Linked DNA regions of Homo sapiens: region 1 is linked to region 2. Evidence: chromatin loops called from intact Hi-C (ENCODE). Cell type or tissue: prostate gland. All regions are shown on one strand. Each heading gives the region's core, and the rest is flanking DNA. Links, peaks and the distances in the headings are about the cores only.

Region 1 (15,175 bases), core at 7,176-15,175, 140 kb after region 2:
TCTGCTTCTGGGAAGGCCTGAAGGAGCTTTTACTTACAGGGGAAGGCAAAGCCGGACCAGGCACCTTACATGGCAGGAATACCAAGGGTGGGGAGGCATAGGTGCTGCACACTTTTCAACAACCAGATCTCTTGAGCACTCATTCACAAGAGTAGCACCAAAAGGATGGTGCTAACACATTCATGAGAAACCACCCCCATGATCCAATCGCCTCCCACCAGGCCCCACTTCCAACAATGTGGATCATGAATTCAACATGAGATTTCGTGAGTACACAGATCCAAGCCATATCACTGCAATTTTATAGAATATGTTGATATCAGGTTCTGTAAGTCATCCAGCTGTATTCTTTGTCAAAAATGTTTTGGCTATTTTAGGTCCTTTATGTTTACATGTAAATTTTAGAATCATTTGTCAGATTCTAAAAAAAGCTTCCTGATATTTTTTGGGGGTGATTTCATTGTATCTGTAGATCAATTTGGGAGATAAATGGCATCTTTAAAATATCGTCTTCTGATTCTTGAGTATGGCATACCATGTCACTAATTTAAGTCTTAATTTCTCTCATTAGTGTTTTGTAGTTTTCATATATTTTAATAAACTTACTCTATTTTATGTTTTTTGATACTACTTTACATTGTGTTAATTTTATTTTCCATATGTTCCTTGCTATAAATAGAAGTACAATTGACTGGTATATTGAAGTTGTAGCCAATGGCCTTGCTAAATTCACCTAGTTCTAGTAGTGTTTTATAGTTTCCTTGGGATTCTCTACATATATGATCATGTCATCAGCAAACAAAGATAATTTTACTTCTTCTTTTCCAAGTACCTTTTTTCCTCTTGTTTTATTGACTGTCTAGGATCTCTAGTTATTACTGAGTAGAACTGGTGAAAATGGATATCCTTAAATGTGGAGAAAAAATATTTATTCTCAGCATTAAGTTTGAGATCAATTGTAGGTTTTATTGTAAATTGGGTTAAGGAAGCTTCCTTCTATTCTTAGTTTACTGAGAAATTTTATCATAAATTACTGTTTAATGTCATTAAATACTTTTTCTCTAGCTATTGAGATGATCATATTGTTTTCTCCTTTATTCTATTAATATCATTTTGTTACATAACTGAATTTCAGATGTTAAACCAAAATTATATTCCTGAGATAAATACAGGATATTGCTTGATATTATTTGCTAATGTTTTGCTAGCATTTTGCATCTATATTTCTGAGGGATATTATTCTTGGATTTTCTTTTCTTTTAATATCTATGTCTGCTTTTTAAATCAGGGTAATGTTAGACTCATAAAAATGAGTAAGGGACTATTCCCCTTTCCTCTAAAAAGGTTTTGTCTAGGATTGGTATTATTTCTTTCTTGAATGTTTGGTGGAATTCACCAGTGAAGCCATCTGGGTATTATTATGTTTTGTTTGGGAAATTTATTTTTGATTTGTTGGGAAATTTATTTTTAACTTTTAATTTTGTGATAATTTTAGGTGTACAGAATGACTGCAAGAAATAGTACACAGAGTTCCCATATATCCTTCACCCAACCTCTCCTGGGGTTAATATCTCACATATCCTTAGTACAATTATCCAATTTTTTAAAACTTGGTATAATACTATTTATTAGATAAACATCAGAGTTATTTGGATTCACCAGAATTTTACACTAATGCTCTCTGTACATTCCAGAATCTAATCTAGGCTGCCACATTGCATTTAGTTTTATATCTTTAGAGACTCATCCAATCTGTGACGGTTTCTCAGCCTTTCCTTGTCTTTCATTAATCATGACTTTGAGGCTTTAAAAAGTACTTGTCAATGATTTTGTAGAATAGCCATCATTTGGGGTTTTTATACTGTTCTTTTATGAATGGACTGAAGTTATGCAGTATGGGGAAGAAAACCTCAGAGGTAATATGCCCTTCTCAGCACTCATAGTAGGCAATACATGAAGTTGATACACCTTATTGGGGGTTAACCTTGATTACTTTGTTAAGGTGGGGTCATTCATGTTTCGCTACCATAAGGTTTCTATTTTTTCCTTTAGATTAATAAGTACTTATTTTGGGGATAATACTTTGAAATAGAACCCAAATCCTGTCCTTCTTTAAACTTTAAAATTTTATCATTCATCAGTTAATCTTGCTTACAGAAATTATTACTGTCTTTACATAATATGTTTTTCCCCCTTTTTGCTGCTTTTGGGATTTTCTCTTTATTGCTGGATGACTGAATTTCAGCGATTTGATTACAACATGTTTTAGCTGTGTGGGTATGTGTGTGGGGGTGGGTGGGTGTGGGAGTGGATGTGTGTCTTGCTTAGAATTCATTGAGTATCATGGATTTAAAAATTTATAGCTTGTTATCATATTTAGAAAACTTTTCAGCCATTATTTCTTCTAATATTCTTTCTGTTCTTTCCCCATACCTTTTCTGGGACTTCAATTACACTGACATTAGACTGCTTATTTAATCCCAGGTGTCACTGAAGCTTCGTGCTTTCCTTTTAAGTTTTTTTTTTCTCTCTGTGCTTCAGTTTAAATGGTGTTGTAAACTGAGTTGTGTTCCCCTAAAAATCATATGTTGAAACCCTAACCCCAATGTAACTAACAGTCACATTTTTCTTGGAGATAGGACTGTTAGGAAAGAAATTAAGGTTAATTGAGGTCATAAGGGTGAGGCCCTAATTGAAGAGAAGTGATGTGCTTATAAGAAGAGAGACACCGGCTGGGCGCAGGGGCTCACGCCTGTAATCCCAGCACTTTGGGAGGCCAAGGCAGGTGGATCACCTGAGGTCAGGAGTTCAAAACCAGCCTGACCAATATGGTGAAACCCTGTCTCTACTAAAAATACAAAAATTAGCCGGGTGTGGTAGCGTGTGCCTGTAGTCCCAGCTACTGGGGAGGCTGAGACAGGAGAATCGCTTGAACCTGGGAGGCAGAGGTTGCAGTGAGCCAAGATGGCGCCACTGCATTCCAGACTGGGTGACAGAGCAAGACTTCATCTAAAAAAAAAAAAAACAAAACAAAAAGAAGAGAGATATCAGAGCTTTCTCTGTGCGCAGAGAATAGGTCATGTGACAACATGGCAAGAAAAGGGCCATTTAAAAGCCAGGAAAAGACATCTGCCAGAAACCAACATGGATGGTACCCTGCTCTGGTCTCTTTTCCTCCACATTGTGAGAAAATACATTTCTGTTGCTTAAGCCACCCTGTTTGTGGTATTTTGTTATGGCTGCCCAAGCAGACTAATGCAGATTAGTATATTGCTCCACTGAACTTATCTTCTATGTCTAATGTGTTTTAATCCTATTAAATGTGAGCTTTTTGTTTAAAATTGAATTTTTTATCTATGAAAGTTTTCTATGGCCGGGCGCGGTGGCTCACACCTGTAATCCCAGCACTTTGGGAGGCCGAGGCAGGTGGATCCCGAGGTCAGGAGATCAAGGCCGTCCTGGCTAACAGGGTGAAACCCTGTCTGTACTAAAAATACAAAAAATTAGCCGGGCATGGTGGCGGGCGCCTGTGGTCCCAGCTACTCAGGAGGCTGAGGCAGGAGAATGGCATGAACCCGGGAGGCGGAGCTTGCAGTGAGCCGAGATCAAGCCACTGCACTCCAGCCTGGGCGACAGAGCAAGACTCCATCTCAGAAAAAAAGAAAAGAAAGAAAGTTTTCTATTTCACTTGTTTTATATCTTCCATTTCAATATTTATTGTGTCCATGTTCTCCATTAAATATTTGAACATATTTATAATTATTTTAAAGTTATTATCTGCTCCTTTTATTATCTGTCATTTCTGGGTTTGTTTCAGTTGGCTGGTTTTTCTTCTTTTTAAAAAAATTTTATTTCCCTCCTTTCTAATGTATCTACTAATTTCCAATTGGATCCTGGACATTGTTGTGCACTGGATTTTGTTTGTTTCCTTTAAAGAGTGTTAGACTTTGTTCTGGTGGCTTAAATTGTGAATTAGCTTGATCCTTTCAAAACTGGTTTTATGCTTCATAGAGTAGCTTTTAATTTAGGGCCAATTTAGTACTTCTAATAAAGCATGACCCTTCTGGTATTTACTAAATCCCTTGGTTCTCTTCACTCTGGCTGATTAGAATGCAAACATCTCCCAGTACTCTGTGAGCTTTGGGAATTATTCTGCTTACAACTCCCCAGGTACTCTTTCCTTGGTTTCAGAGTTTCACACTATGCATGTGCAGCTTAATATCCAGCAGCAAACTCAAGAGGAATCCTATGCAGATATGTGAAGTTTTTCACTGTGTAGTTCTCTCGTCTCTGGTATTCTCGTCACCAAATTCCAGCGACGTCCACCTACCTAAATCCTGATCTCAAATTCCTCAACTCAGTGGGACTGCCATGATCTAATTGACATCTCCCTCCCTGTACCACAGCCCAAAAAACTGCCTCTGTGCTGAACTCAAAGTCATCATTGGACTCATTTGTTTTCTTCCTCTAACTTTTGTTTTCATTTGTTTTTCCACTTTTCTAGTGATTACAGAGGGAAAATGAATTTGGACCAAGTTAGACCAGAAGGCTAGAACCAGAAGTCAACATTTTTCCAATTCAATTTCGTATAGGTAAAATATAAGATTAAGAAGATATTACTATCAATAGATCATGAATTATGTCAAAATATTGATTACAGTAACATAATTGTTAATTTTGCAGCAATGGAGGCTAGAAAAATTAATTTTATAAATTTTATAAAAATAAATGAATTACATGAATTTCCATTTTTACCATTCACTCAAACATTATTGGCTTGTCAATAGGATGCTTAGATATATTCAATAATAATTAAATTCAGTCATTTTTTATACTTTGCCAACTTTCACTCCTTTAAAAACTGTAACTTAACTTTTTTAATTTTATCAAAATATGTTACTTAACAGCTTATTAAGTTGATTTACAACTTATAAAATATTTAGACACATGGTATATGAGTCCCATTTAAACTCCTGCTCCAGGCACTGCCAGTGTTACAGATGGGCCTGTGCTTGCCAAGAGACAAGCACTCACCCCCAATGCCTCTTCATTCCTCTGCCTCCATGTTGATAATCCCAGGAATCCCCTGCTGTGCTGGGAGCCACTGTCTTTACCAGTGGCTAGTGCTGATGCTTCACATCAGCCTCTGTAAGGGCACGGCTCTCCTCATAGTCCTAGAGGAATCCTAGTCTTTTCATTCCCTTCCTAGTGGCCCTTGGATTTCGGTTCACCTCTTCAAGGCTGCCATAGATGTTGGCTACTCCAGAGTCAGCTCACTTCTCTGGACTGCTTGGACATTATTGCCATTATTTCTACTAGTAAAATCGGAGGTTCAAGATACTACAAATGTATGTCCTGCCTCTGCATGGCCAACAGCAGCTCACTGTCCCCTAAGTCCTTGTATTAGTTTCCAGTGGCTGCAGTAACAAATGACCATAAATTTGGTGGCTTAAAACAACAAAAAATGTTATTTTCTCACAGTTCTGGAGGCCAGAAATCCAAAATCAGTATCACTGAGTCAAAAATCAAGGTCTTGGAAAGGTTATGTTTATTCTAGAGGCTCTAGAAGAAAATTTGTTCCTTGCATCTTCCAGCTTCTTTTGGCTGCTGGCATTCATTAGCTAGTGGCTGTGTCATTCCAATACTGCCTCACTCATCATATTGCTTTCTCCTTTTTGCATGTTATCGAGTCTCCCTTTCCTTGCCACTTATAAGGATACATTTGATTTTTTTATTTGCTTTTTCCTATAAATGCCCTAATGTACCACTAGATATAGGTACTTTGCAGACTCATCACCTCTCCTCATAGGGCTGATAGAGTAGGCACTGAAGGGATTCTTGTTCACTCAAAGGCATCATGCAAATTGAAGAGTCTTTGAAAATGGAGGAGAGAAATCTCCTTTCTAAAACCATATTTTATCATATTTGATTGTCATAAAAATTACACTTAAGAAGTGGGTGGGTGGGAGGAGAAAGAGCCAGGCTCTAACGCCAGCTTTGCCATTAGCTAATGGTCCAGCCAGAGAGGCACAACTTCATCTCCCAGGCCTGGTGTTTCTCCCTGGCCAACTGTGGATACAAATACCAATGGCTTCGGATTCTTAGGAGATTTATAGTAGCCAGGCAGAAGATAGGGCTATGTACAATACAGAGTTATACAAATACTGTTTTCCTTATTAATGACCCTATGGATGGATATTATTATCACCAATGCTAAAAAGAAGTGACGCCCTGCCGCACATCACACTCTGCGAGTAAGTGGCAGAGCCATGATTCAAACCCAGAATCCAATTTCAATTCTACCCTCAGTAGCAAAAGATCACTGATAACCTTTCAGGATTTGGTGGCTAAAAACAGGCACACTTTTTCCTTTTATGAGAATATTCTGGTACTTCTAATCTGCTATGTATAACCTGAATGCTGAGAGTATTAGAACTCTGTGAAACATAAGAAACCATAGGCTATGAATGAGGGCCTGAGAAAACACACAATTTTTAAAATTTGTTTACCATTCACAGCTCTTTTTTGGCCTACTTCCTAATTTCCACATATTCATTCCAAAAATATTTATGTAGTGATATAATAATGGTAGTCATCATAAAAAGTATTATTAGTAGTATTTTATCAACAGCTATAATCTACTGAGCAGTTACTCTGTGACAGTCAATGTGGTCTATAGGCCCCAGAGACACAGAGGAAAAAAAGCATGGTTTAGCTGGGTTTCTGGAAGATAGAGACTAACTTGCAGGCTGTTACAAAATGAGGTAAAGAAAGTGTAACTCCTCCAGAAAATAAAGGCCTTGCTATATACTAGCTGTTAATATTCCTCATGAAGAACACAATACAGAATTTTCAGGATGGGGCTACAGTCACGGAGCAAAGGTTTACAAGCAACAATTCCCTCATCTAAAAGCAAAGGAAGGAGGAGTGCGGATTCAAGAATTTGAAATACAGAATTCCCCACTTTCAACCTGGTGGTTGAGATACTTAATGTTTGCTTTTTTCCCTTTACTTGGTAAATGAAAAAAAAACTAAATTTTGTAGTTAACACATTATAAGCAAATACTATAGCTAAAAGAGGTTTGAAAAACCAGAAAACTAGCTTAAATATTATTTGATTGTAAATCCGATTTTTATCCTTTCTAATCTTATTTAGCTATTAATTTGCTTAAAGCCTCTGTTGCATATATTCTGCAAAGAAAAAACCTCACCTACCACCACTCTTATATTATTTAGAATAATTATGTGCTTAGAATAATAGTTGTAGCTATTCACTGATGAGGGTGGACAAGTTTTTGTTTGCTTGTTTTTAATAGTCTCCAGCATTTGGAGAGTTCCTTAGTGTTTGCAAAGCACCTTCCCATTCATCTTCTCTGTTGAGCCTTACATCATCTTCATAGTACAGACGACTAAAAGTAAATAGGTGTGTCATAGCACTTGCCCAAGCTCACGCACTTGGTAAGAAGTAGAGCTAGGAGTCCAAACTTTGACCCTCTGGAAACCTCCTATGATTAAGTAGAAGCAAATCAACTTATTTAAGACCTCTGGGTTGGACATAAGTTTTTCAGTGACAATACTCTAAAAAGGCACCAGAAAATGAGTATTATCAATGAGGGACATTACCAAAAGAAAGAAAAAATACACAAGAAGAATCTGGGATTTGAAGCCTTGCACATCCAGGTTTGAACCCCAGTTCTGCCATTAGTAATAAAAAGTCACACTGCTTAGACATATGTGATTTTCGTCTGTTTAATTACTTTCTGCCTCACAAGGATATTATTGAGTTAGTGCAGAAGTAATTGTGGGTTTTGCCATTACTTTTTTTTTTTTTTTTTTTTGAGACAGAGTCTCACTCCATCACCCAGGCTGGAGAGCAGTGGTACGATCTCGGCTCACTGCAACCTCCGCCTCCCGGGTCTAAGCAATTCTCCTGCCTCAGCCTCCAAGTAGCTGAGATTACAGGGACATACCACCACGCCTGGCTAATTTTTGTATTTTTAGTAGAGATGGGGTTTCACCAAGTTGGCCAGGCTAGTCTCAAACTCCTGACCTCAAATGATCCACCCACTTCAGCCTCCCAAATTTCTGGGACTACAGGTGTTAGCTACCGCGCCCGGCCTTTTATTTTTAATGAAGACAGGAGCTGTCATTATTGTTCACCACCAAATTCTCAGCACTCAGCCTAGTGCCTGGTGCATAGCAGGCTTTTGCAAATATCCGTTGAATATATATTCCCATCGAAGTAAGCCTCTTCTCCCCTCTGAGCCTCAGCTTTGCCATTTGCAAAATGGGCATAATAATAACTAGGTTGAAGGATAGTAAGGTTTAAATTAAAAAGGAAATTCTAACTTCTCAATGAAAGGTAGTTTCCCTGTCCGCCTTTCTCATTGTTTTATCATCTCACAGGTCCACTCCTCAAATGTGTGTTCTCTAGAAGGCAGGCTGGAACACAGACAGGAATGGCTGTCTGGGTGGTGCGATCATTTCTGAGCTGCACAGACACAGTATGACACAGCAATGAAAAATGGCATTGCTATTCAGACTTAAAACCAGCATCTCTCATTTTTAATGTTCTGCCAATAGAAATCTCAGCCTCTTCAAAGGACTGAGTATCCCATCCATATTGCCCCACTTATCAACTGTGTTTTTTAAAGAAATAAACATTTCTGCTTCCTGAGCAAAAGCAAAAAGAGATTTAGTAAATACACAATCATTTGATCAACATTCATGCAGGGCTCAAAGCTGATTGCTCAAGATGAGTTTATTGTGGACAAAAATCTAGCATTTAGATCCTCCCTAACCTGGCCCTTCTCTTTCTGTCCAATGTAAAGAGGCAGCAGATTGGAATGGGAGAGACTAGACTATAGTCAGTCAGATCTAATTTCAATTCCAGTTCCATCACTTATGGACACATAACTTAGACAGTATCCTATGCAAGCTTCAATTTCCTCACCACAAATGAAGTGCATATGAAGTGGCTAGAAAAGTACCTGGCTGGTAGCAGGTACCCCAAACAAATATCCTGCTGAGGATATTTATATCTATATTATTGGGAATCTACTGTGTGCCAGGCACTGTTCTAGACCCTGGGGATGCAAAGAGGAACATGATATCACTCTTGAGGAGGTTACTGTTGAGGGAGGGAAACAAATGCATCAGGTGCCTATTATCAATGATATGGGAGTTCAAAGGAGATGGACCCAAGACAGCTGGGAGAGCCAGGGAAGGGTTCCTGGGGAAAGCCACGCCTGAGCTGAATCTATCAGGGTGAAAAGTAGAAGAGGCAATCCAGGCTGTGATAAGAATACAGCCAAAAGGCTGAGGACTCTGGGATAGCACAGTGATGTAAGAACCAGACAAACAGGGCAAGCCGGTGAGTGGTGGGAGATGAAGCTAGAAAGTAGGCATAGTCATATCAAGAGTCTTGATGCCACTTCAAAGTGTACTTGCTTTCTAGGGCTGTCATAACCCAGTACCACAAACTGGGTGGCTCAAAACAACAGAAACTTATTCTGTCATAGTTACAGAGACCAGAAGTTCAAAATCAAGGTGTCGGCCAGTTTGGTTCCTTCTAGAGACTCAGAGAGAAACTGTTCCATGTGTCTCTCCTAACCTCTAGTTGGGCATTACTCCAGCCTCTGCCTCCATCTTCACATGGCATCCTCCTAGTATGTTTCTGTGTGTCTACATTTCTCTCTTCATTAAGGGCACCAGTCATTGGATTAGGGGCCCACACCACTTTGCTATCAGTTCATCTTAAGGTGGTCTCATCTGCAAAGACCCTGTTTCCAAATAAGATCATATTCATAGGTACTAGTGGCTAAGACTTGAGCTTATCATTTTGGGGGACACAGTTTAACCCACAAGATAATGGGAGTGACAGAGTTTTATGTAGTAAGGTCCCTTAGACTCTGGTGGTAAGAAATGATGACTGGAGACCTCCTCCTATGGTTCTGTTGCTTTGGTCACTAGGAAGCTCAAGTCAAACGGATAGCACACACTCACATCTTTTTTTTGGCACATGTACAGGGCACTACAATTTGTATCTCATCCATGAGCATTATTTCTGGTTCCCTCTTGTATTTTCTATCCTTATGTATCAGTCAAGTCCTAACAGGAAACAGAGGGAACACTCAATTTAAGATAATTCAAGAAAGGTTTATTTAAAACGGGGCTATTTACAGAGCTGTGGGCAGGAGATAGGGGAAGTACAACAGACAGTGCACTATCCAGGGGCCAATAACAGTGGAGCTTCACCACTAGTCCCAGGAGACAGAGCAATTACCTGTCTAGAAAGAAAGAGTCTTACTGAGAAGGTCAATTTGAGAGGATTTGTGTCCTCTAGGGAAGGACACAGCCTGCCCAAAGTGACTTCAGGACCTCACTCCCCTCCTCCCTCTGATCTCCTGCTGGTGCGCCCCATGGCCAAAGCCAGTAAAAATCCAGATATAAGCCACATGGTCAGTGCCCCAGGGCAGACAGCAGGACGGCAGGTGGAGTAGGTCTGAAGAGGCAAGTAGAAGAGACCCCCAGCAAGTCTTTTCCCTTGTCAGGGCTCACAATATAATACCCCAAAATATGGCATCTTGACACACGGAGGACTTTAAGCTGGAGGAAATTAAGAAAACTATAAAAGTGGGACGGTCTCTCTGACTTTCTCTGGCCTTTCTATCCTGAAGCAGGCCACAAAAGAATTCTCTGACCTACCTCCCCTAAACGTAGGTCACAAGACCCTCATTCCAGAAGTGTCCTGCCCTATATCCAGAGGCCAAGAAGAATCTGAACAAATAAACCTTGCTAAGTTCCCCCTAATTTTGCACCATTGGATGATACCCTTCTGTCCTTCAATCAAGCTTCTATTATGTCTGTCCATAAAAATATGCAGCTTTCCCTGGATCTTTGGGCCTTCATTTCCAAAGACTCCTCAGTCATGTAAAACTATATTAAACAAATAAGTTACGCTTTTCTCTTGTTAATCTGTCTTTGTCATTGGGATATCAGTCATAAACCTTGCAATAGGTTGGGAAAGAAATATTTTCTCCCCTACACCTTTCATTCTGATTTTCTAATTTATTTTTTATATTCTTTGTATTTGAGTCAGCAATCTCAAATCCTTCCTTTTTAGAATAAAAAGGGGAATAACCACCAAAAAGTATATAAAGCAGAGGCAGAATTTCCTGTCCCTTTCACCACAGTGCTCTCTGTCGTCAGCAGTTTGTAAGTTGCATGTGACAATCAGTTGAGTCACCCTGAGTGGTCATAGCAGGCTGACCCGCTATGGGATCAGAGCCCTTTGCGCACAGTCCTCTGGCCACTCAGCATGTTACATAAACTCCCGGCAGGCTCCCTATTTCCAGAGCTTTCCAAGGACATGCTTGCAGCAAGAGTCATCCTGGCACCAAGCACTTCTGACAGATGTTGCAAACTGCCAAGTGGAGAGGTCCAGATGGTGTGTTGAAGAGGGCAGAATGAGCCTCAGGACGGTACACAGGCTCTTCGTCTCACATGGAGAACACGCCAAATAATTCTGTGCACATGCTGAGAAGATCATCTTTCCTCCCTGAGCCCCAGGTTGCTTCTGGAGTATTTGGATTCAGGCATAGAATGTCAGAGCTGGAGAGTACCCTAGAGACCAACTAGTCCAAGCCCTTGTTAATACAGATGCATAGACTAAGGGCCAGAGAGCAGCAGGGTAATAGTGTATCATGGCTAGGGTTTGTTGAGTACCTACTGTCTCCCTGGTAATGTGCTATGTTTATTCATTCACATTCCTACTTATCACAGATGTGCTGAGTACCTGCTGCATGCAGGGCACTGTGCTAAGAAATGGAGATACATCTGGGGACAAGGCTGGCTTTATCCTGCCTTCATGGAGTCTACAGAATAATATGCTTTCGGCATGCTATCACTAATCCTTACCACAACTCTGCAAGGTGTGGTAGGAGACCACAGGTCTTAGAGACCGAAGTGACTCAGGCCACACACCACTCTTTCTTAAGAACTAGAAAAAGGCCAGGTGCAGTGGCTCACGCCTGTAATCCCTGCACTTTGGGAGGCTGAGGCAGGTGGAACACAAGGTCAGGAATTCAAGACCAGAATGGCCAAGATGGTAAAACCCCATCTCTACTAAAAACACAAAAATTAGCCGGGCATGGTGGCAGGTGCCTATAATCCCAGCTACTTGGGAGGCTGAGGCAGAGAACTGCTTGAACCCAGGAGGTGGAGGTTGCAGTGAGCCGAGATCACACCACCACAATCCAGCCTGGGCAACAGAGCGAGACTCTGTCTCAGGAAAAAAAAAAAAAAAAAACTAGAAAAATAAGGTTGCTCTCCATGAGTTAAATATAAACACTTCATGGAGCATCACAGCCACTGGAAGGAGGTAGGAAGGCACCTAGACTCGGAGGCCTTGATTGTAACCTGCTTGAAGATACTAATATTTTTAAAGAAGAAAACTGCATCCATCTGAAGAGGTTTGGGTCAGGTAGGAAGACAGAGAAAATGGATAACAGAAGCTTTGTTTAGAAAAAGGTCAGCATCTAGCACTCGAACTCTCTTGTGTGTGTTTTCCCTGTTTTCACTGAAGGAAATAGGGAAGAAAGCCTGTTTTCCTCAACTTTAGGGAAAATTGAATTCTCTTTTCAAGTTGATGCTTTGACAACTAACTGATTCTATCAAATAATGTTGGGCTGAGCTTCTAGCAGGCCCCAGGCTGTGACCCATGTTGTCTTATGAGGTAGACTCACTTTGAAGGGCTGTCCCACGAGATATCTCATGCTGTCCAGAAGAGAATTCACCTGAACTTCGGTGGTGAAAAACAGGGGCCTTAGTGTCAAGCAAACCTAGTTCAAGCCCTGGTTCCACCAGTTAAAGCTCTCGGACTTTGAGCAAGCCACTTATTCATCAGGGGTCTCAGCTTTGTCATCTATACAACAAGAATGATTATAATCCTTACTATTAACTAAATCCTTATATATAATAAATACTCAATTATTACTTTTTAAATCATTGTAATAATATTGATATATTATTACATATTAAGTACTGAATAATTGTCATTAGTATTAATAACAGCCATTTACATTACTCACTTGTTCGTAATAATAAAGTTATGTTTTTTGCTAGACAGCATTAGTTTAATCAATATTTTAAGTTTCTTTTCTGAATCTAAAGGTGAATACACATTCCTCAGAAAAATAAGAGAAAGCACAGAAAAGAATAGAGAGAAAAATAAAAAACAACTGTAGTCCCACAATCCAGAGAATACCACAGTTAGCATGTCAGTTTATTTCTCTCCAATGTCTTTTCTGTGTGTGTGTCTGTCTGTAAAGAGGTGAATTTTATGTAAATATGATCATACTTTACATATGTGACCATTTGCCAAGGAAAATAATTCTGTAACATTCTGTCATTGCACCATAGTTTATAAAAGCATTCTCTTATTGTTAGGCTTTGGGAGTTTTCCCCCAGATATTTTTATTCTTCTAAATCAGGCTATAATGAGATTCTTCATATAGAAATCTTTTCCACACCTCTCATAAATTTCGGAGAAAATTCTCTTGGTAAAATATTTAGATCAAAGGATATACATTTCTTTAAGTCTATAACACATTTTGTCAAATTAATTTCCATTAGGGTTATATTACGTTATTTTCGCTTCAGCACAATATGAATACTGCTTCTTTAAATCTTTCACTTCATAGATAAACTTAGCTTTTTTTCTATTTTATTGCCTGAATTACTCTTCAGTTTGGTAGTTACTGTTGTTTCTTTTTCTGAGAATTGTATAATTCACACCCTTGACCCACTTTTCTCCCACATCTTACTATGTTCTTATCACTATGCATAAGCTTTTTATATAAAGATATTTTTTGAATATCACACCCGTGGCAAATCAATTTCAGAGTGTGTTGTTTGGCTTTTAATTTTTAATGCTATTTTGACATACAAGTTTTAAATTTTATACAGTTTGAGAATTTAATTATTTATTTTTTATACTTTAAGTTCTGGGATACATGTGCAGAACATGCAGGTTTGTTACATAGGTATACACGTGCCATGGTGGTTCACTGCACCCATCATCTACATTAGGTATTTCTCCTAATACTATTCCACCCCTAGCCCCTCACCTCCCAACAGCCCCAGTGTGTGATATTCCGCTCCCTGTGTCCATGTGTTCTCATTGTTCAACTCCCGCTTGTGAGTGAGAACGTATGGTGTTTGGTTTTCTGTTCTTGTGTTAGTTTGCTGAGAATGATGGTTTCCAGCTTCATCCATGTCTCTGCAAAAGATATGAACTCATCCCTTTTTTTTTTTTTTTTTTTTGAGATAGAGTCTCGCTTTGTCGCCCAGGCTGGAGTGCAGTAGTGCGATCTCGGCTCACTGCAAGCTCCGTCTCCTGGGCTCACACCATTCTCCTGCCTCAGCCTCCCAAGTAGCTGGGACTACAGGCGCCCGCCATCACGCCCGGCTAATTTTTTATACATTTAGTAGAGATGGGGTTTCACCATGTTAGCCAGGATGGTCTTGATCTCCTGACCTCGTGATCCACCCGCCTCAGCCTCCCAAAGTGCTGGGATTACAGGCGTGAGCCACCGCGCCCGGCCTAACTCATCCTTTTTTATGGCTGCATAGTATTCCATGGTCTATATGTGCCACATTTTCTTTATACAGTCTATCATTGATGGGCATTTGGGTTGGTTCCAAGTCTTTGCTATTGTGAATAGTGCTGCAATAAATATACGTGTGCATGCGTCTTTATCGTAGAATGATTTATAATCATTTGGGTATATACCCAGTAATGGGATTGCTGGGTCAAATGGTATTTCTAGTTCTAGATCCTTGAGGAATCACCACACTGTCTCCCGCAATGGTTGAACTAATTCACACTCCCACCAACAGTGTAAAAGCCTCCCTATTTCTCCAGATCCTCTCCAGCACCTGTTGTTTCCTGACGTTTTAATGATTGCCGTTCTAACTAGTGTGAGATGGTATCTCATTGTGGTTTTGATTTGCATTTCTCTAATGACCAGTGATGATGAGCTTTTTTTTTCATATGTTTGTTGGATGCATAAATGTCTTCTTTTGAGAAGTGTCTGTTCATATACTTTGCCCACTTTTTGATGGGCTTGTTTTTTCTTGTAAATTTGTTTAAGTGCTTTGTAGAATCTGGATA
Region 2 (15,869 bases), core at 3,476-11,475:
AGAAAGCCCGAAAAAACAGAGCTATAATCCTGCTAGCAGTTATGCCATCCAAATAGCAGCATTATTAGACCAAATGCTGCTTCATTCATTGGCTTATTTGTTTATTTGGGGCTATCTTATGAGCATCTGCTGCAAGCCACACTCTGCTTTAGGCACAAGGAATACAGAGAGGAATGAGCTACAGTTGTTCCCTTGAGGACCTCATAGTCCTGAGGACTTCTGCAAACATTCCCCATGAACATTTCTCTACCCTTCCTGGTCATATTCTGTTCTTCCGTCTTTGCCCCACACAATTTATGCCAGTGTTATGGCTGGATAGTGTCCCTCCATAATTTGTATGTTGAAGACCTAACCCCCAGGACCTTAGAATGTGATTATATTGGAGATACATTCTTTAAAGAGGTTAATTAAGGGAGCTGGGCGTGGTGGCTCACGCCCGTAATCCCAGCACTTTGGGAGGCCGAGGTGGGCAGATCATCTGAGGTTGGGAGTTTGAGACCAGTCTGACCAACATGGAGAAACCATGTCTCTACTAAAAATACAAAATCAGCCTGGCGTGGTGGCGCATGCCTGTAATTCCAGCTACTTGGGAGGCTGAGACAGGAGAGTGGCATGAACCCAGGAGGCAGAGGTTGCAGTGAGCCAAGATTGCACCATTGCACTCCAGCCTGGGCAACAAGAGCAAAACTCCGTCTCAAAAAAAAATTAATAAATAAATAAAAGAGGTAATTAAGGTAAAATGAGGTCATTAGATGGGCTTTAATCCAATCTGGTGATTTTATAAGTGGAGATTAAGACACAGACACACACAGATGGAAGACTCTCTGAAGACACAGGGAGAAGACAGCCATCTACAAGCCAATAAGGGAGGCTTCAGAAGAAATAACCTTGCCTACACCTTGATCTTGGACTTCCAGCCCCCAGAATTATGAGAAAAGGAATTTCTGTTGTTTAAATCACCCAGTTTGTGGTTCTTTGTTACAGCAGCTCTAGAAAACTATTACAACCAGCCAAAGCATTGAGTCTGATCTGCTGAGTATGAGAGTTATGTCTGTGTTCATTGAATGAAAGGAAGAATGAATAAAACTATCATGGGCCAATCCTCAAGGTGTTTGCAGTCTTAAGGGGACCCTAGTGTTTTTTCTTATTCTGTGCTGTGTGCTGGAGGCACTGAGATGAAAGCTGTGGACCTTCTTCATGGAATGTGTATGCTAGCAGGGAAACCAAGCTTACAAGTATTTCATACATAATAATTTTCGAAGTACTATGATAGAGGAATGCAACACCTGAGAACCTGGAAGAATCCCCTAATCTAGTGAGGAGAAGAGAAGGTCAGGGAAGGCCTCTTGGAGAAGAAACCACCCAAGCTGTCATGAAGTACAAACAGCTGTTACCCAGCAGGTTGTGGAGACAAACCATTCCAGGTATGTGCCCAAGCCTGGAGGTACCCAGGCCAACCACAACAAGTCAGTGCAAGAGAAGGAACAGAGAGAGAGAGAAGGCTGGAGTGAGGCAGAGACCAGGTCATGGAGGCAGCGACCAACAGAGGCAACGGCTAGGTCATGGGGGGCCTGTGACAGGGTGAAGGCACTTGGGTTATAGAGTTAGAGAACTTAAGTTCTCTAACTGTAGCCAGCTAGAAGCTACATTTCCCAGCTTTGTTTGGAGCTAGATGTGGTCATGAGACTAAGTTCAGACCAGGGCGACACATGCAGAAGTGATGTGTGTGACTTTCAAGTCACTCCCAAAGACAGGCTCAGCTACTTGCTAATTTCCCAGCCTAATTATTTCTGCAGGCTGGAAAATAGAAACAACTGGAGTGGTCTCAGAAAGACACAATGCAGACAACAGACTGACCTACTAGCCTGGATTCCTAGCTGCCCTAAAAGGACAAGAGTCCTGCTCTCCCTGAACTATTGCCTCTGGACTATTACAGAAGAGAGGAATAAACACCTGCTTAAGTTAGGCCACTGAATACCTGGGTCCCTGTATTACCCCAGCTTCACTTGTACCCTAAGCATCATACAGCCTCATTTTGGAGATTGTGGACAATACACTAAATCCTCAATGTTATCAATAGGTTCTTAGGAACTGTGACTTGAAGCAAAACAGCAGGTCCTTGAATAATGTCTCACATTCACCTTTCTTTCCTTATAATCTTGATAAGAAAAATAATTGGTTTTTATACTTTGTTTCACAGTCACATGGAATCCTATGCAGCCACAAAAAGGATGAGTTCATGTCCTTTGTAGGGACATGGATGAAGCTGGAAACCATCATTCTCAGCAAACTATCACAAGAACAGAAAACCAAACACCACATGTTCTCTTATAAGTGGGATCTGAACAATGAGAACACATGGACATAGGGAAGGGAACATCACACACCAGGGCCTGTTTGGGAGTGGAGAGGCTAGGGGAGGGTTAACATTAGGAGAAATACCTAATGTAGGTGACAGGTTGATGGGTGCAGCAAACCACCATGGCACGTGCATACCTATGTAACAAAACTGCACGTTCTACACATGTACCCTAGAACTTATAATAAAAAAAGAGAGAGAAAAAAAAAGAAACTATGGATGACATTAGGTGAGGACTTACTATGCTACTTGACACATAGTGGGTCTGTGATTAGTCAATATACCTGATATAGTTTGGCTGTGTTCTCACCCAAATCTCATCTTGAACTGTAGCTCCCATAATCCCCACATGTTGTGAGAGAGGCCCAGTGGGAGGTAATTGAAACACGGGGACAGGTTTTGCCCTTGCTGTTCTTGTGATAATGATTAAGTCTCAAGAGATCTGATGATTTTATAAAGGGCAGTTCCACTATGCATGTTCTCTTGCCTGCCACCATGTAAGACGTACATTTGCTCCTCCTTCACCTTCCACCATGATTGTCAGGCCTCCCCAGCCATGTGGAACTCTGAGTCGATTAAACTTATTTTTCCTTATAAATTACCCAGTCTCAGGTATTTCTTAATAGCAGTATGAAAATGGACTAATAACATACCCACAGCTATCATTAGGATGAACTGATAGAATGTGGTGACTCACTAGATGTGGTGGCAAAAGAAAAAGAAAAGCTAATCAGACTCTGAAATTTCCAACTTGGGTGTCAGTGAGAATGATGGGACTCCTAATAGAAATGTGGGGAGGAAAGAGGAGGACAATTTGGGGAGAGAAAATAAAGGCAGGCTCTGGCCATGCTGAGTTTGAGTTGCTGGCAGGGCTCACAGAAAGAGATGCCAACAGGCAATTTGAAATTTGAGCTGTAGCTGAGGTCTGGAAACAAAGAATGGGGTGGGGGTGGGGGAATTGAAGCTGTGGAAATAATGAGGTTTCTAAGGGAGAAAGCTGCAGACGCAGATATTGGAAGGATAATGAGGAGACAAGTCTGGCTGGAGCAAAGGTTTCTAAGGGTGCAAAAGGGAGGGAGCACTGGGAAGGGGTTGAGCCCAGTGTGGCAGAACTTCAAGAGCCCTGTGGAGGAGGAGCTGAGACCTCAGTCTTCAGGCAAAGGGGGCCATGGTGGCTTTGAATGGGGAGGGCAATGATGAAGATCCTACCTGTTGTGCCAGAGCATCCCTGATGGGGCCAGAGGGATGCTCTTCCTCTGCCAGACAAGCAGCTACCACTTACAGCCATTTCACTGCAGTCTTAATAAACACATGTGAAGTACAGCAAACAACCTCAATGAACACGCTGCCTCTAGGTGGTGGGTTATGGGATTATAGGATTTTTTAATACAAAAAGTTAGATGAAAGTGAATTTTTTTAAAAAAAGGTCTGAGTGTGTACTATAAACTTGGTACATCAAAGCACTTTCAGCCTGAATATTTTGGAGAGATTTTTAAGGAGACAATGAAACCAAAGAATTAGCCAGAGTGACTCCATGGAATGGAAAGTCACATCTTGAAGGAGGAGGCAAGACAGGTGACCCCTGCTCAGCCTTTCCATCCTTTAGTCAACCAATATGTATTGAGGGTTGCCCCCACTCTGCCACTTTCAGGGGCCGTCATTCATACCACATGGAGGGTCAAGGCAAGAAGTAAACAAACGTGTCAGGAGTTGTTGAGTGCTGGGGTGAAAAATAAAACTGGGTGAGGGATAAACAGAAGACACAGCCACCCCACCTCAGGGAAGTTCCCTCCAAGGTGATCTTAGAGCCCAGACAGAAGGCAGTGAGGGTGCCACACAGCTCTCAGGGATGGAATGTTCCAGGCCAAAAAGAAGCAGCAAACACAAAAGTCCTGAGGTGGGAGAGGGCATGACACGTTTGCGGAATGCCAGAAGAGGTCAAGGCTGGCATCAGGGTGAGGCAAGTGAAGGGCCTAGGGTGAAAATTTAAGGAAGCCTTCTTCTCAAGTTCCTGTAATTGCCCAGGCAGATGGCTTCCTTTCTTGCTTCACCTCAGTCCAAGCCCTGGTGGCAGTAACTGAGTCTGGGACGGGAAGAGTGGCAGCAGGGCTCAGCGGCCACAGGACTCAGACAACGGGAGCAGCAGAGAACACAAAGCCTCAGATGGCTCACTGCTCTGTCTCCCTAAGAAACTCAATATGAAGGTCCAAGAAATCCTATATGCCTGGAGAGTTATCCTAAGGGTGAGAGGAGAGTTTGGACCCACTTCTTAGTTGACTGAAGGATCTTCACTAAGAAGCAGGAAACGAGTTGTCTCCCAACATGACAAGGCTGTGCTACCTCAGGTACACATCCTTCCTACTCTGGACCCACATTTCCTTTGCTGTACCATGGAAGGATTGGATTCAATGAACCCAAGGTCCTCCCACCAGGAACCAGGTCCAAAATTTTATGATTCTATGAGCTCACAATAAACCTTTTTTTCTAAAGGAGCCTGGGGGTGCAGGGAAGGAAAAGAAAAGGAAGAGGCTCAAAGGCCTTCCCATCAAAAGCTCAAAGAAGACAAACGTTTTGTTCTTCCTCCCCATGTATTTCTAAGACACCCAGAGCTAGTTTCAAATAACCTGCTGGCCCAAACTTAGATTCTGGAATCAATCTCCCTTCATGGGAAGAAAGAGTTTCGCTAAGTTTGTGATGACCCAGGTGTCACCAACAGGCTCAAAATCTGCCATCCTGGCGAATGTTCGCATGCTGAGGCCTCCACTGACCAGAACCACAGTGGACGCCTGTGGAAGTGACCACTTCAAGAATCAGCTAATAAGTAGGAATGTTCTGTTTTGAACAAAGAGGTCCACTTGCAGCCAAGTTTTCCATTCATGAGCCTATCTGACACAGGTATAACTGCCCCTTTCCCTTTTTCCCTTAGGCTTTTCACAAGCTAGTTTCATTCCTTCTAGATTTCCAATAACTGCCCAGGGTTTAGAGTTTCTGAAGAGTTTCATATGTTGACATCCAACTTGACTTCTGCACCCAGGATCTGAGGCAAGAATTATTGTCATTCCCATTTTACAAATGAGGAAACTGAGGCTTTCAGAGAGAAAAGCTTGGAATAATCTCCCAAGTAGGCATCAGACTTGAAAAACTGACAGTGTGGCCCTGTAAAATCAGTGCTATAAAAGCTCGTGATAACTGGAAATTAATGGTGAAAAATGCCCCTGCTTTTGCACCAGTGAATCAATTCTCACTTCCATGCCTTATGAATATCCACCATCTACCCATCATGTCCCAGCTTTCCAGACAGCAGGGACACAGATGCCACACAATCCCTTCACCCTCCCTAACATCCTTGACCCTCTGTTCGGCTCTCAGCCATGCATTGATTCCTTCCTCCTTCCATTGCCCCTCAAAAAAGGTCCATGTGTATCAATTCTAGCCAAGAGAGCCCTAGAAGGATCACCGAGCCCTTAGTTCTGCCATCAGGCCAACTCCAGAGCAGGTTTGGGCTCCATTGGAGTGTGCTTCTATATCCTGCCATATGGAAAATTTTTGCAGAGCCTTAGAGAGGCCTCCGCCCTCTCTAATGGGTGGAGGGATGGAGACACTTAGATCCAGGACACCAGCGACTCTAACTTTCCATTATTGACTCACAGTGCCCTGCCCTAAAAGGCTATTGGGCCCAGACTACCCACAGTTTAGAATGCCAGGATTCAGTAGATGTATTTGCATATGCAGGATGAGCCAAAGAAGGGAAACTCTGGCCCCATCTAGAGGGAACGCCCCTGAGAGACATTTGCTGAAATGACCTGATAGCAAGAGCTGGAGAGGAGGGACAGTGATCTCCTGGGTCATAAAAGCACAGGACTTCACATGCAGAGCAAAGCCAGAAGGGCCCACCCTTGTCCAGGGTAGACCCGTGACAAGGGCAAGCAGGCTGAAAAGTTACCTTGATAAGTTACTTTGTTTTCACTCTGGGTTTTAGCCACCAAGGATCTGTTTCAAAGAGTAATGGAAGAAACAAAGACAAAGATTCTAGTCTTCTTGCAGCCTGCTTCAGGCAGGTCTAATTAAGAAATGTGTGAAAGAACCTCAGGAAAAGCTAGAAACATCAGAAGGAATTTCAGTTTGGCCTGGAAAAATCTTCTCCCTGCCTTGAATTTCACAAAACTCTTTCATTTGCTGCTCTTAGCTCTGAACCATCCCAACAGTCTTCCAAGAGATGCCTTATTATTTCTGTTTTGTAGATGAAGAAACTGAGGTTCAAAGAAGTGAAGTGATTTGCCCAAGGCCACATGATCTTAAGTGGCATAGCTGGGATTGTATCCGAAGTCCGTCTGAACCTCAGATGTCTAGCCAGAATACCACATGCCTCAAAACAGTCCTATGGGGCCAAGCGCAGTGGCTCATGCCTGTAATCCCAGCACTTTGGGAGGCCAAGGCAGGTGGATCACTTGAGGTCTAGAGTTCGAGACCAGCCTGGCCAATATGGTGAAACCCTATCTCTACTAAAAATACAAAAATTAGCTGGGCATTAGTGGCATGTTGGCGCATGCTTGTAATCCCAGCTACTCAGGAGGCTGGATGACAAAGCGAGACTTGATCTCAAAAAAATTAAATAAATAAACAAATAAATAAAAACAATCCTGTGAAACAGGCATCTGTTATACCCCAGATTCAAAGAGCTGCACAGAAAGTAAGTTCCGAGACCAGGAGGTGAAGCCAAGTTTCTCAGCACCAGAACTAGAGTTCTTTCCACCATACAACACTGCTCTAGTTGCCTCTCTTATTTCCTGCTCTGTTGCTCCAAGCTGCCAAAACAGTATCTACTATGTAGTGAGTGCTAAATAAATACCTGATGGATGAGCGAGTCCTTCTTTGAAGAGAAGTTTTGTTAGGAAAGTGGGTGATGATCTTAACTGGATGAGCCAGTGACTCATTTCACTCAAGGATTAAATCTGAATTTGAAGAAAAGCAGTTGACTTAGCTGTGAAATATGTCCCTGGGCTCCTCCCCAGTAAGGACAGAACAACTGGAGAAAGAACCCACTGTTCCTCTCTGGAATGAGAATTAAAACTATGAATAAGGCTTTTATGTTTCTCTTCTCCAGGACAATCAGGGAATAAAGATAGTTCTTGACAACATTGCGACATTGGAGAGAACAGGCGTCTAAGCATTCAAACACTACTTTCCCTCTCATTATCTGTCATTTTGTTAAAGTAAAGCCATTCACGAATTGGAAACTGTAGGATGAGAAACTGCTATGCTGTCCCATAGGGAAAACTCACTCATACGTCTCATCCATTCTCTCAATTACCGGGAAAAACACCAACACCTAAGTGGCACAAAGCGGTGAATGAAAAGGTGCTGCCATGTTCCGGGTACTCTTCCAGACAGGATTCCATTTACAGAGGAGGAAACCAAGGATCAAAGACATTCCGGAATTAGCTAATTTCCCCTATGATTAGTAAGCTCAATAGCTAGGATTTGAATCCAGGACTTCCAGAACACAGAGCCTGTGCTCTTTCCCTACACCATGATTACAGGCTACTAATGAAGGGCATTATCACAAAGGAAAGTGCCCCACAAAGAAGCTTCACTTGCTTTACCTCACACAACTGTGGGGATCAAATGAGATGGAGAGAGTAGAGATAATAATCCCCATTGTACAGATTAAGACACTGAGGCTTAGCTTTTAAAGTGGTACATATATGTAATATATGCCACATCTAATTCCCGTTTTATAATTCCTATTTTATAAAAGAGGAAACTGAAGCCCAGAGGCAATCAAGTTACATATATGCATTTATATACATTAATATTGTGTTCCTACTATATGTAGGTTATATGCTGACAGTCATCTTTCTCCAAACCTCAGTTTTATCTTTGGTGAAATGGCAATGAGTGGTTTGACCAAAAGTGGTCAGCTAGAAAGTATTGCAGTTGGAATTCGATATCTAGAACTTTCTGATTTTAAAACTTGTAAAACTTTTCTGTTATAAGGATCTATTTGCTTCTATCTTGATGTTATAAAATATGTGACTCCTATAAAATATGTGGCATCTAAATGTAGGACATTTTATTAATGGCTAGGTAGGGTAGATATCTTAGACAAATACTTCCCCACTGACTCTGTATAGAAACTTTCCAACTCTGAAGTTTATATGAATAATTCACTTAGGGAATCAAAAATATTCATTCTACCAGTGTAGGAAGACCTCATCTGAATAAATTCCGCCTGGCATGTCACTCATGAAATGGTAGGAGGAAAGGAATTTGAGACTGAACTTCCTGCAAGAGATGGGCAGTCACTTCTGTATGCCAAGTCCTTTAGGGGTGTGTTTAAATTAAAAATGTGCCTGTCCTCTGGAGGTACAAGAAAAGCTATATTGGAAAAAAACATATGTAAGACATAGTCAGAAACACATTGCCAGTCTCTGCAGAAAACTTCCTTTCTGGCCAAAGTTGTTGAGCACCAACTTCAAAGGTCAATAGAATGCCTGAGTGAGCAAGCGCACCACCATCAGGAACCAGGGAGGCTGCTACTAAGGGCAAGGAGACAGGAGACGTGGACACCAAAGAAGGTGGGGTTAGTTAGCTTGACCTTGAAGAGGAGCTGTATTTCAAAACTTTAAGGGCAGCCCAGGCAGAAACTGTGACATGAGCATAGACTTGAGTTTGGAAACTGAAATTGGAGACTAGGGCCACATTCAGAAAGATTATAAATGTCTGGGTCAGAAATTTGTACTTAATCCATCAGACAATGCTGATGGTTTTAGTAGCAAAAAAACCAATCAGAACTATTTTAGAAAAACCAATCTTTTATTTCTTCATCAAATACCTATTGGGCACATTGCCAGGCATTGCATCTTTTCATTCCCACACATCAGTGACTGGCAGGCCTACTGTCCAGGGCACAAACAGGCGATCAGCTAGTACTGCCATTCACTTTCTGGGTGGCCATGGTAGCCACCCCCCAAGACAGCCACCACAATCCCCACCTCCTGGTATCCACAGTTTGTGGAGTCCCCTGCCATGCAGTACCAGGGTTGCCTGTGTGACCAACAGAATATGGCAGAAGTGATGCTATAGCACTTCCAAGATTAGGTGATAAAAGATAGTGTGGCTAGCATTCCTTCTGGTGGCTCTCTTTCTTCACTGTATCTGGGGGAAGCCAGCAGCTATGTCATAAGCAGCACTATGATGAGGCCCATTTGGCAGTAGCAAAACTCTCCTGCCAGTTGCTCCAACCCCAGCCCTTTGAGTGAGTTTGAGCTTGGAAATTGACAACCCAGTCCTCAATGCCTGCAGCCCCAGCCAACTGCTTGACTGCAGCCTCATGAGAGATACGGATCCAGAACCAACCAACTAAGCCCCTCCCAACCTCTCTACTCTCAGAAATGAATGAACTTACACTGACACATCATTATCATCCCAAGTCCTTTCCATTGTAATATATGCTTGTTCTTCTAAACCATTCCATCTTAGGGTAATTTGCTACATAGCAATAGGTAAATAGTACAGTGATCTTCCCAGCATGGTTGATGTGAGGATAAAATGAAACAAAGAATGCCCTAGGGATTTGTGCAATTATAGAAAAGAGAGGAAGAGACAGACTCAGGGGTCAGGTGGTATGAAACACCTGTCTCCATGCAATTGACTTAGGAGGTGAAGAGCAGAAGCTGTAAGTCCCAAGCTTTCCCCAGCACTTCCAAGGTGGGTGCTGACTAGTACCTTACACAGAACAAAGTATCTCACTGACCTCCCAGATCTTCCCTGCAGGACTGCTGCTTTATAGTGCTTCACAGAAAGAAACCAAGGCTCACAGAGGTCTATGAAGTAATTCGATGACAGACACAGAGCAGAGAGGGTAAAAGCGGGGAGAAACTGAGGTATCTTGGGCCTGGTTCAGGGCAGGGAATTGGTGGTAGGGCTGCAGAGAGGTGTGGAAAAGATGATGAGAAGGGATGATGAAGATGAGAGCCCCGGGAAGGCAGCCTCTCCTGTCTCCCAGGGCAGCCAGCTCTTTGAGCCCAACAGGCTTCCCATGTGTCTCCAATTGAAGGTACGGCTCACTTTTTATCCTTTTAAAGTAAAAACTCAGGGATGCACCCAGGCCATCTGTGTTTATTAGAAGGGGCCATTTTTCCACCCTCCTGACATCCAGGAAAGGCACTCTATTCTGGAACAAAGCGTGCCTCCCACCCACCCTTTCCTCCTGTTGGCCGCCCAGCCTGGCTCCATACACCACCATTCCAGAGATGATAAATATGCTTTGTAAAATGCTCTGAAGAAGGGAGACAAAAGGTCTCCTGTTGGGTTTCACGTAGTCCTGGAAACACCTGGATATGTGGGTGCGGTCTGAGCCATTTTCCAAAATGAAATTAATATCCTCAAAACTATCTGGACCTACCAATGCTTGCCTGTACTAGAATCAACCCACTATAAAAGAAATCTTTGATCAACAAAATAAAAGTTTCTTTAAAAATCAGCTGCTAAGTTATTGACTCATTTCCTAATTGTTTTTGCTTTTCAATGTTACTAGAGTATGAAGCAATCTGTGGCTTAGGCATCTAATAAACAACACAAATAAATCTAAGGATTTATATTTTATAAAAATAAAGCCAACTTCAGGGAGGCTGAGGCATTCATTTATTAAAATTATTTTTCTATCTGGAATCAATAATTTTTATTGATAATAATCACACTCCACAGATACGTACTGGTATGTTGTTTGCAATTTGCAAAATAATTCTTCACTTAACCTTCACACCACCTATGTACAGCAGCAGGGTAAGGGCCATCAACCCCGTGTCTGGAGAGAAGGGGGCTGGGTGATAAGCGGCAGGATGGTAGTGTGGACAGGTGTGGGGTTGGAGTCAGACAAGCTCTTCCACACAATGGCCTGGGCAAGTTTTCTGTGCTCTTTCAGCCTCAGTCTCTTCATCTGCACAACAGGGATGATAACACAACCTGCTTCAACAAGGTTGTTGTCTTTACAGTTCTTCTCATAGTGCTTAGAACATAATTACTCAGTAAAAAAATGGTATTTGTGTATGTGCTGCTGTTCTTGTTGTGGCTGTTGTTATTTTAATCTACTCTGCAAGGCTGTGAGGATTAGAGGCGATGTTGGTAAAAATGCTGAACGCAGTGCCCAAATCATAGAAGGTGTTAATTTTGAAGTGGGAAGGCTGAGATTGTAAATCATGTGTTTCTAATTCCTTAATAATATTTCCTCTGCATCCCGGTTACCTGGGCATAGATCAGTGCAACATATTTCTTAGCTTTGAGTATAAATAGATTAAATATTTTTTATTAAAACAAAAAGAATGGGAGCAAGGGAGAGAGAGAAAAAGAAGCAGAGAAAGAAAGAAAAAACATTTTACTATCTGCCCTAATGCCTGTCTATACCCATGTTTTTGAAGACTCAACACATTCCCCCCCACAGCCCACCCCAGTCCTGGGTGCAGCAAGAATCATCTGCTGCGTCTATAATATCTCAGTGTCTTCCCAGCTTATAAAGGATAAAGCCAACTCCTTGTCTTCATTGGAGCCCTCCCTAGGTGGCTCTGGCCTACCTTTCCAGCCACATTCCCTCCAAGTAAATATTCCCTCCACAAACACTGCACTCCTCACCTACCCTGGACTCAGCTGTTCTTCCAGCCTCCACTCCTTGCCTTTGCTGTGACATCTGCCTGAAATGCCTTTCCTTTCTTCGCCTGGTGAGAATCTATGCACTCATCCAGCTCTGGCAGGGAGATTTGCCTTTCCCATTAGGCCATCAGCTGGGGACATCTTTGGAGACGAGGTCACTTCTCTGTGTCTCTGCTCAGTTAGCACCCAGCACAGGTGTGGCACTGAGGGGTGCAGTGTGTGTTTATTGGGAAAATCAGTGTGAGAATGAAGCAATTGGCACAAGTTCTTTCCATGGCAGAGTGGGGACCAGGGCAGCAGCCTCCCAACTGCTGGGCTGGCTGTGCTGGAGGGAACGCCTGCCTGGGACAAGGTGTTTGGAGACAGCACGTAACACTCTGTTCCTCTGCTTTGCTCATCTCCAGATGCCAGGATGATGGGAAAAAAAAAGTGGTTTTTACTCTGGTAATCACAAATCATGTGGGTGTTGCTGTGATTTTTCTTTAAAAGGATTATTAAAAGGGAGGGAACTTCAAATTATGGCCATGTAGAGACAGCATCACACATTTCAGGATAGGCCACTTTAGAGAGGAGAAAAAACACTCTTGTAATGGGCCTGGCTTGGGTCCACAGCTGTCCCTTGCCAGGTTCTAGAAATGCTGCCACAGTGGGGAGGAAGTGGGTGGCTGCAGTTACAGCAACAGACAAGTGATGTGCATTGGCTGTGCTGGCAACGCAGCCAAGGGAGCCCAGCCAGAAAGTACCACAGAGATGGCCATTCCCCAGGACACCTGCCCCCATGACTTACAAACCTGGGTTCAAGTCCCAGAAGCCTCACCTGCAAACATGGTGGCCTTCTCTGTTCAGTCGCTCTGCTTCCTGTTTGGTTAACTTTGGGTTAATAAAAACAAACCATAAGGATAGTGAGGAGGATTCAGTGAGACTGTAAGCCATAAGGACAAGTACTTAGGATCACTTCTTTCCTGGCCCCCAGTGAAGAGTTGTTGGAGGTGTGAATGAACAAACCACATTAGATAAAACCCACAACAAACAACACTAATGTTAATTTCTCCTTTCACAGCCAGGAAAAGTTGAATCCATGGTTTATTACACATTTACCCTGGATGTACTCAAGGCTATGGAGAATCCAAAGGCGAAAATGATGTGAGCCTCCCTCCAGGCTTTAGGATGATCTGGACACACATAAAACACAGGACACAGTGGGGTAAGTAGACAAAGAAAAAAAGGCAACAGGAGATTGGCTTGAGCCTGGTGGTCCCTCTGAAAAAGAGGAAAGTGAAGAAAGAAAGCTGGATGCCAGCGCATCAGGAAAGAGGGTGTTAGGAACAATTGTGGGCTACAGCTTGGGTTTTATTAGACCAGGGATCCAGGATTGCTCAGGCACCCTTACACATGAAAAATCAAAGACTGTATTAATAGCTGGACTTGTACCCAAAACCTCTAAGTGGAGTTTTCTGGAGCTTTTTCATAAGCCCTTAAGCCTAAATTCAAATCTTGGGATCATAGCATCAGCCAGGCAGCCCTATGGGCCAAGAGACCAGAGATGAACGTACTGGAACACATGTGTGACGGGAAAGAGGGAAAGGCTGGGTCTCCCTGCTGCAGGCTGGGCCCTGGCTTCCCTCCTGCTCTAAAAGTGACCCTTTAATACACAGTGATCCCTGCAATAGTATTCAATCGTTTATCTCCGTCTTGGCATCTTACTAATCAATGAACAACTTTTCCACAATGCTTGGAGAGGAGGGGAGGAGGGGGGCTGCCCTGATTCGCCCCCTCCATTCCCTCCGAGGTTGCGGGTGGGTGGGACATGTCTTACTATTTTCTGGCTCCGTACCTTTGCATCCACTGTGTCCTGTCCCTGGAATTTCCTTCTCCTCTATTTTGCTAACACCTATGCATCTTTCAAAACTTAGCCCAGGGTCACCTCCTCAGTGATGGCCTCTGTGAGTGCTCTAAGTCAGCTGCTGCCTTGAAGATAAGCACAGGGTACTGCTGTGCCCAAACTTAGCACCCACCACATTGCACTGTCATTATCAGTCTACTTCTCTAAGACCCTCAAACATGAGTGAGCTCCTTAAGGACAGGAAACCTGCCTTCTTTTTCTTTTCTAATTCAACCCCAAGGCTGTTGCTCAGAGGATGAATGTGGAAAGGGGAGAGGAGGGAAGAGTATTTTCCAACAATGTAAAGTTTTATTCTAGGTAAGAGTGACTTCCTGTCCCTTGTAGTGGGCAAACATCTTGTGCATCTTACGGAAGAGGAACCCCAACAGAAAAGAGATGAATGCAATGCTAAACCCAACCAAGATTCAACCTAAAACTTTTAGGAAAGGCAAGGTCTGGAGTTAGGAACCCACATGACAGCTTGTGTGCATGTTCTGCTTTCTCTCTCTCTCTCTTTCCCTCTGTCTCTCTCTCTCTCTTCACACACACACACACACACACACACACACGTAGTCACAGGCATCTGCATATATCCATATGCCCCCCTAATAATAGAACTCCTTCCTCATGCCAATACTTTAATCCTTAGCATGCACCTTCCCAGGTAGGACTTCATGGGAGATGCACAACACTCCTTCTCTGAGCAGTGGCAGGCCCTGCCCTTGTCTCCTAAAGGACCAGTTTGATAAGGTGGAAAGGATCTTGAATGAAAGTCAGAGGACTGGGTTTATGTCTGGAATCCATTGAGATGCAATGTTGAAAACTTTGAAAAAATTTATGCGATCTTTAAGGCCAAAGCAAGAGTTTCTGGGAAAGTTAGAACTTGTCACTTATTGAATGTCTGTGTCTACTGTAGACTGGAAGTCGCCTGGGTCAGGGCCAGTGCCTGCTCTGTTCACTGTTGCATCTTCAGAACCTAGCCGTGTGCCTGGAACAGGATCGATACTCAAATTAATATATAAGTGAATAAAAAGTGAATGTCCTCCTCTGAATTTCAGGCTGCCGTGTTTACAGGTGTCAAAGACCTAATGGAGGAACCGTGGGGTTGTCACAAAGGCCTTCCTGGCCTGAACCCTGTGAGTTATCTTTGCTGCTGACACGTGTACAGCATGTTATGAATCATAGAGAGCTTTGATCTGCTTCAGACCTCACAAGAGAGTGATTTATCCCCTATGAATGCTAGGTTCATTGAGGGTGGAATTTTAATGATTTCTGTATCCCAGGCCCCAGCCCCTGCTCTGGCACATAGCAAATGCCCAGTAAGTGTCTGCTCTTTCATTCATACAAAACAATAAAGTAATGACCGGATGCTCAGAGAAGTGGCTTGTGCGGGTCCTATGGCATACTAATGAGAGAGTCAGTGCTCCACTCCGGCCTTGGTACTTCCTGCTGTAGCACATCCAGGATTGTGTGCTTTCGTGCATGAGGCCATGAGGGAGCTTCGGAGTCAGTGACCTACACCCTGCCCTATTGCCTACTGCATCCGCCAAAGGACATGAGGCCAGACTTCTGCCCTGTTGTGGCAGGGCTCCAGCTGGGACTGACGCCATGGCTGACTAGTGTCAGGTATCTTTGGGACTATCCAAGCTTAAAATACATCTGCCTCTAGGTACGAAGAATATAAGTCATGGCATCAGCTGTGGGTTAAATTATGCCCCCAAATAGGTATGTCGTGGTCCAAATCCCCAGTACTTGAAAATGTAACCTTATTTGAAATGGAGTCTTTGCAGATGTAATCAAGTTGAGGTTAGGTCATACTGGATTAGGGTGAGTCCTAAATTCAATAAATGACATCTTTATAAAAAGCCATGTGATGACACAGAGGAGAGGCACAATGAAAATGCCATGTAACAAAGGAGGGAGGGATTGGAGTAATGTGTCCAAAAGCCAGGGAACGCTAAGTATTGCCTAGAGCACCAG

Evidence for each region. A loop is a pair of places that touch in the nucleus more often than their neighbours do. Peaks named below come from ENCODE experiments on the same cell type or tissue, not always from the same donor. Only the 100,000 strongest peaks of a DNase experiment are listed, where the experiment ranks them.
Region 1: it touches region 2 in a loop (3-fold over the local background); 3 of 110 quality-filtered maps call a loop at or near these places.

The regions. Positions count from the first base shown.
Region 1 is chr1:55,439,889-55,455,063 of GRCh38, reverse strand. No RefSeq gene overlaps it. Among named protein-coding and RNA genes, the nearest start is that of MIR4422, 220 kb to the right of the region's middle. In prostate gland, for the core only: no CTCF peak of the experiment used is centred there; a DNase peak (open chromatin) is centred at 11,383; H3K27ac peaks cover 1,811 bases.
Region 2 is chr1:55,572,534-55,588,402 of GRCh38, reverse strand. No RefSeq gene overlaps it. Among named protein-coding and RNA genes, the nearest start is that of MIR4422, 350 kb to the right of the region's middle. In prostate gland, for the core only: no CTCF peak of the experiment used is centred there; a DNase peak (open chromatin) is centred at 7,304; H3K27ac peaks cover 7,110 bases.